Linked DNA regions of Homo sapiens: region 1 is linked to region 2. Evidence: chromatin loops called from intact Hi-C (ENCODE). Cell type or tissue: ascending aorta. All regions are shown on one strand. Region 1 overlaps IQCK (IQ motif containing K). Region 2 overlaps VPS35L (VPS35 endosomal protein sorting factor like).

The links. Hi-C counts contacts between places; a loop is a spot of excess contacts. Peaks named below come from ENCODE experiments on the same cell type or tissue, not always from the same donor. Only the 100,000 strongest peaks of a DNase experiment are listed, where the experiment ranks them.
Region 1: a loop joins it to region 2, with 4 times the contacts of the local background. A loop is called at or near these places in 1 of 110 quality-filtered maps.

The regions. Positions count from the first base shown.
Region 1 is chr16:19,752,962-19,755,461 of GRCh38, forward strand. The region is part of intron 4 of IQCK (IQ motif containing K); the gene reads left to right. Among named protein-coding and RNA genes, the nearest start is that of IQCK-AS1, 12 kb to the right of the region's middle. In ascending aorta, no CTCF peak of the experiment used is centred here; a DNase peak (open chromatin) is centred at 1,170; H3K27ac peaks cover 2,220 bases.
Region 2 is chr16:19,644,005-19,646,504 of GRCh38, forward strand. VPS35L (VPS35 endosomal protein sorting factor like) reads left to right here. Exons shown (of 31, transcript NM_020314.7): 23 at 882-945. Among named protein-coding and RNA genes, the nearest start is that of KNOP1, 73 kb to the right of the region's middle. In ascending aorta, no CTCF peak of the experiment used is centred here; DNase peaks (open chromatin) are centred at 1,167 and 1,817; H3K4me3 peaks cover 548 bases; H3K27ac peaks cover 1,624 bases.

The DNA.
Region 1 (2,500 bases), 110 kb after region 2:
TCTCTTGACTGCTTCGTCTGGGTTGGCTCCACCCTCAAATGAGCCCTCATTTTGTGGCACCAGCCTATGTCCTATAAGGCTCAAGTGTAGCAGAGAGAGAGAGAGAGAGAGAGTCTCTCCCAGAGTTTCTCTCTAATTGAGCCAACTCGGGTCAATTGTCTGAGTAATTTGGGCTGGGCATAGTGTCTCATGCCTGTAATCCCAGACATTTCGAGATGCCAAGGCAGAAGAATTGCTTGAACCCAGGAGACCAGCCTGGGCAACATAGCAAAACCCCTATCTCTACAAAAAAAAAAAAAAATTTTTGAAAATTACCTGAGCATTACAGGTGGCATGTGCCTGTAGTCCTAGCTACTCAGGAAGCTGAGGCAGGAAGATCCCTTGAGCCTAGGAATTCAAGGCTGCAGTGAACTATGATCATGCCATTACACTCCAGCCTAGGTGACAGAGCAAGACCTTGTCTCTAAAAATAAAATAAATAAATAAATAAACATACCTGCTTTGGAATAGGTCCTTGGAACTAGGGGAATTGTGATTTAGTGGCCTGTTAGGCATCCAAAGCCCATAGTTTTTGCTGGGGAAAGATGGATTCCTGAAAGGAACTCAGGGTGCTGTTACCAAAATAAGATGGAAGGGATACTGAGCACGTATCTTGGTTAGGGTGCATTATGTTGCAACTAGCAGGAAACTGACTTAAATAATACAGAGGATTTATTGGCTCAGGAAACTAGAAGGCCCCAAGGTAGAGAGGGAAGGCTTCAGGGTTGGTTTGATTCAGGAACTCTGTGATATAACTGAGGAGGACTTGGTTCTCTCCTGCCTCTCTGCTTGGCCTCTAGCAGAGTCAGCTTTATCCCGGGCTGGCTTCCTTTGGATTGGCAAAACAGCTGCGACCACTGCCTCGGCTTTGTATCCACCTACTACATCAAACAGAAGGGGGACAACAAACTCTTTCAGGAAAGCAAAGGAAATTAACTTCCCAGAAGCTCCAGCACACCTCCCCTGACATCTCATCACTCTGAAGTGGGTCACATGCCCATTCCTGATTCAGTGCATCCCTTTGGCCAGGATAAATGTGGACCAGATTGGCTCAGGTCTAGGTGGGGTGAGGTGGGATTATCTCACCTGCCTTATCAGGGTTCACACCTGGAGCTGAGACGGAGTTAACCATCTGCACCTACTGTCACTTACTACCCAGGTCAGGAGCTGCAGGGTGGCAGTTTGGGGGCATTTAATAACCACACTGGGGCCGTGCCTTACTCATTTTCTTTATCTCTTGTGTTTAACACAGGGCGTGCACACAGTAAGTAAATGTTTGTTGAACAGAGTCAGACTGGAACAATGCACTTTGCTTAATTTGGAAAGAAATCAGTTTTGTGCATGAGTAAAACGATGGCTGAAAATAAATTTTATGTCAGCTTTAAATATGGATTAAATGTGGACTCTGGGTAGAGGCCATAAGACCGCCTCTTCTCCTATCTTACTCCATGTAACGTAAAATTTTCCCTTTCGGCTTTTGGTTGCTTATCAAATTCCATTACAGTGAAGACTATTGTAGACCATAGTTGGTATCAGGAAACTGTTTCTAACTCCTGACAAGTTCTTTGATGATCTCACGACACAAAAATTTGCTACTACGAATAATTCTGTAAAATTACAGAATTTTTTTCTCTTTCTTTTTTTTTTCTTTTTACATTCCTTGCCCATCTCATAGTCATTCATTGTAGTTATTTTCCTTCTTATAATTAAAAACCTGAATATCCTTTTAAAAGTACAAGGGCTTTGGTCAGTGAGGGAAGAAACTCTATTTCCTGGTCTTGACCAATAAGGAAAATTAGTAATACCATCAGCTTTTGTTCGAAAAAATTTCTAAGGAGTGGAAACAATAGATTCTGGCAGGAAAGGTGTGGTAGAATTATTTTAGCATGATCCCTTTTCAGCCAAAACACTTTCTGAAATGACCCTGTGGCCTGGGCTGGAGGTCTTGGTCAATGTTATTAGTGCATTTTTTGAACTTCTTTAGAGAAGTATTATTTTTCTCTAATGAAATGCCTTCTCAATGGAAAAAAAAATGTGAATACCTGTTTGCAGTTTGCTATAAATATTTTGGCATCTGGTTATAGGCCAAGTGTATGCTTATTTCTGGGATCATAGTTACGGATGGTTTCATCGTGTATGGGAATTATCGGGTATCTGGAAATGTATTGTGGAAAATACGTGGGAAAGGAGGCTGTGATGTTCTATGTGTATGCCACATCCACAGTCCTTAACTGCTGTTCTTTGTCCCTATTTTATCCATGTCTCCATCACCCTGAATACAAGTGATTGAACCAGGAATATGGATCAGGCCCTTGGGCAGCCACTCTTAGATGGCAAATGACTGTGAAATGGTCCACCCAACAGAGATGGTCTCTCTTGGGAGTATCCAACTAGTCCTATCAGATTCTCCCATCTGGGGAGGTGGGATGTCACACTGCAGAGAGAACAGGCAGACTGTAGC
Region 2 (2,500 bases):
AAGGACAGTGGGCAATCTTTGCCAAAACATTTTCTCCGAGAACAAACCAACAAACAAAAACCTTGACTCCTGTTTTCTCTGGGCTCTTAAAAATTTTTTTTTTAAATAACTTTGGGGAACTATTTATTCCCCAAATAACTATTTATTTAACTATCCAAGTATAATCAAAACTGTAATGACTTTTTCTTATTTATATTTGTGTTACATTTTCTATTAAATAGAAGCAACTGAGACCTGAGATTTACTTTACAATGTATCAAAAAAATAAGATGGATTGATGGATGGAGAGGGGAATGGATAATTATGTGTAAAACAAGTAAAATGGTGATGGCAGGATTTCGATGGTGTATGGGTGTTTACTGGAAAATTCTTTCAACTTTGCTGTACATTGGAAATATTTCTGTTTCCTTTTTGGGGAGAACGGGGTCTCGTCATGTTGCCCAGGTTGATCTCCAACTCCTAGGCTCAAACGAACCTGCTACCTCTGCCTTCCTAAGTGCTGGGATTACAGGTGTGAACCAGCACACCCCGCTGGAGATTTTTTAAATAAAATATTCAATGAAATTTCCCTGAAATACAAAATTTGACATTAGACCTTGCTGCCCAAGTTCCAAAGAAGTGAAAGTTACCTTTTCTTTTCTTGTTAATAAATCTATCTTGAGAACAGCATATTTGAGGGAGATGAGAAACATATTTAAATTATGTTAATTGTGATTATGTATTTTTATCAAAGGAAAAATAAGCAGCCTGTTGGCAGTTTTTTAAATCTAGAAAATGCAAAATGTTCTTACCTGTTAAATTACTTACCCCTTGTGTATTTTTTTCTTTAGAAACTTTCATCTATTACCTCCGTGTTAATTATGTACAATTATTGATTTTAGTGCACTCACTCTTGAGGATGAGAAAAGAATGCTGTCATATTTGATTAATGGATTTATAAAAATGGTAAGTATTAGGGAAGAAGTTTCAGTGCACTTGGAAGTGTGATGTAATTGTTTATCCTTATGTTGGCGAAAGCAGTTAACATTATGTTCTCTGGTGCTTTTCATTCTTAGTGAGATAAAATGAAATTAGAAAACATCTTACATTAGCCAGGACTCCCCTGGGGGCAAAGAGAGCCAAGACAAACTGGCTTAAGAGGAAAAAGGTGGGGGGCGGGAGGGTGATGGGAGGAGGGATTTCTTGGCTCATGTGACAAAAAGTCCAGGGGCTGGAACTCTCCAAAGCAGCAGCCGGGCTCAGGGTCTCCGGGATGTCATCAGGACCTGCCTTCCCTGTCTTTTTTCTTTTTTTTTTTTTTTTTGAGATGGAGTCTCGCTCTGTCGCCCAGGCTGGAGTGCAGTGGCGCGATCTCAGCTCACTGCAAGCTCCGCCTCCCGGGTTCACGCCATTCTCCTGCCTCAGCCTCCCGAGTAGCTGGGACTACAGGCGCCCGGCACCACGCCCGGCTAATTTTTTGTATTTTTAGTAGAGACGGGGTTTCACTGTGTTAGCCAGGATGGTCTCGATCTGCTGACCTCGTAATCCGCCCGCCTCGGCCTCCCAAAGTGCTGGGATTACAGGCGTGAGCCACTGCACCCAGCCCCCTGTCTGTCTTTAGCCCTGGGCTCTGCCCTGTTGGCCTCCGGCTCAGCTGGGCTTGCCCCACCAGAGCTCCAGGTTTCCATCCCCCCCAGCTCTGCAGCCCAGCAGGTGGGATTCCAGCAAAGTCCTGGGATTGAGTCTCTTTGGATTAACATGGGTCGTGGCCCCAAGCACACCTGGGTGACCTGAGTCAGGAGGGCCGAGAGTGGAAAGAAGGTGTGTCCTGAAGCAGCTGATGCAGATCATCAGACGGTGATGGAAACTATGCCGGGCAGGCAAAACGCCAGATATCCACTCCCCATCTGTTTTACTTATCTACTGCTGAGTAACAGCTCATCCCAAAACTTAGTGGCTTTAAATAACAGGGCTTTTTTTTGCTGTTTTTTTTGGGGGGGTCGAGACAGGGGTTTCCAACTCCTGGTTTCAAACAATCCTCCAGCCTTGGCCTCCCACAGTGTTGGGATTACAGGCCTGAGCCACTGCGCCCAGCATGAGTTTTTTATTAGTTCTCAAACTCTGCGGATCAGCTTGGTAACCAGGCTGCTACAGGGAGTGTGGTGTGGCACTGGCGTGGCACGATTGGGCTGGAGGATCCACAGTGGCCTTGTTCCCTTCTCCAGGGTTTTGGTGCTGGATATGGGCTGGGGCATCTTGGTTTTCTTCCATGTCCTCTCTTTCTCACCACTGTTCTCAGTCAGTGATTCCAGTTGAGCTCTCTTACTTGGTGCTGCCTTCTATGAAGGCACAGACAGAAGCAGCAAGGCATTTTAAGGCCAAGGCTTAGAAATCACACAGTGAGGCCAGGCGCGGTGGCTCACATCTGTAATCCCAGCACTTTGGGAGGCTGAGGCAGGTGGATCACCTGCGGTCAGGTCGAGACCAGCCTCACCAACATGGTGAAACCCTGTCTCTGCTA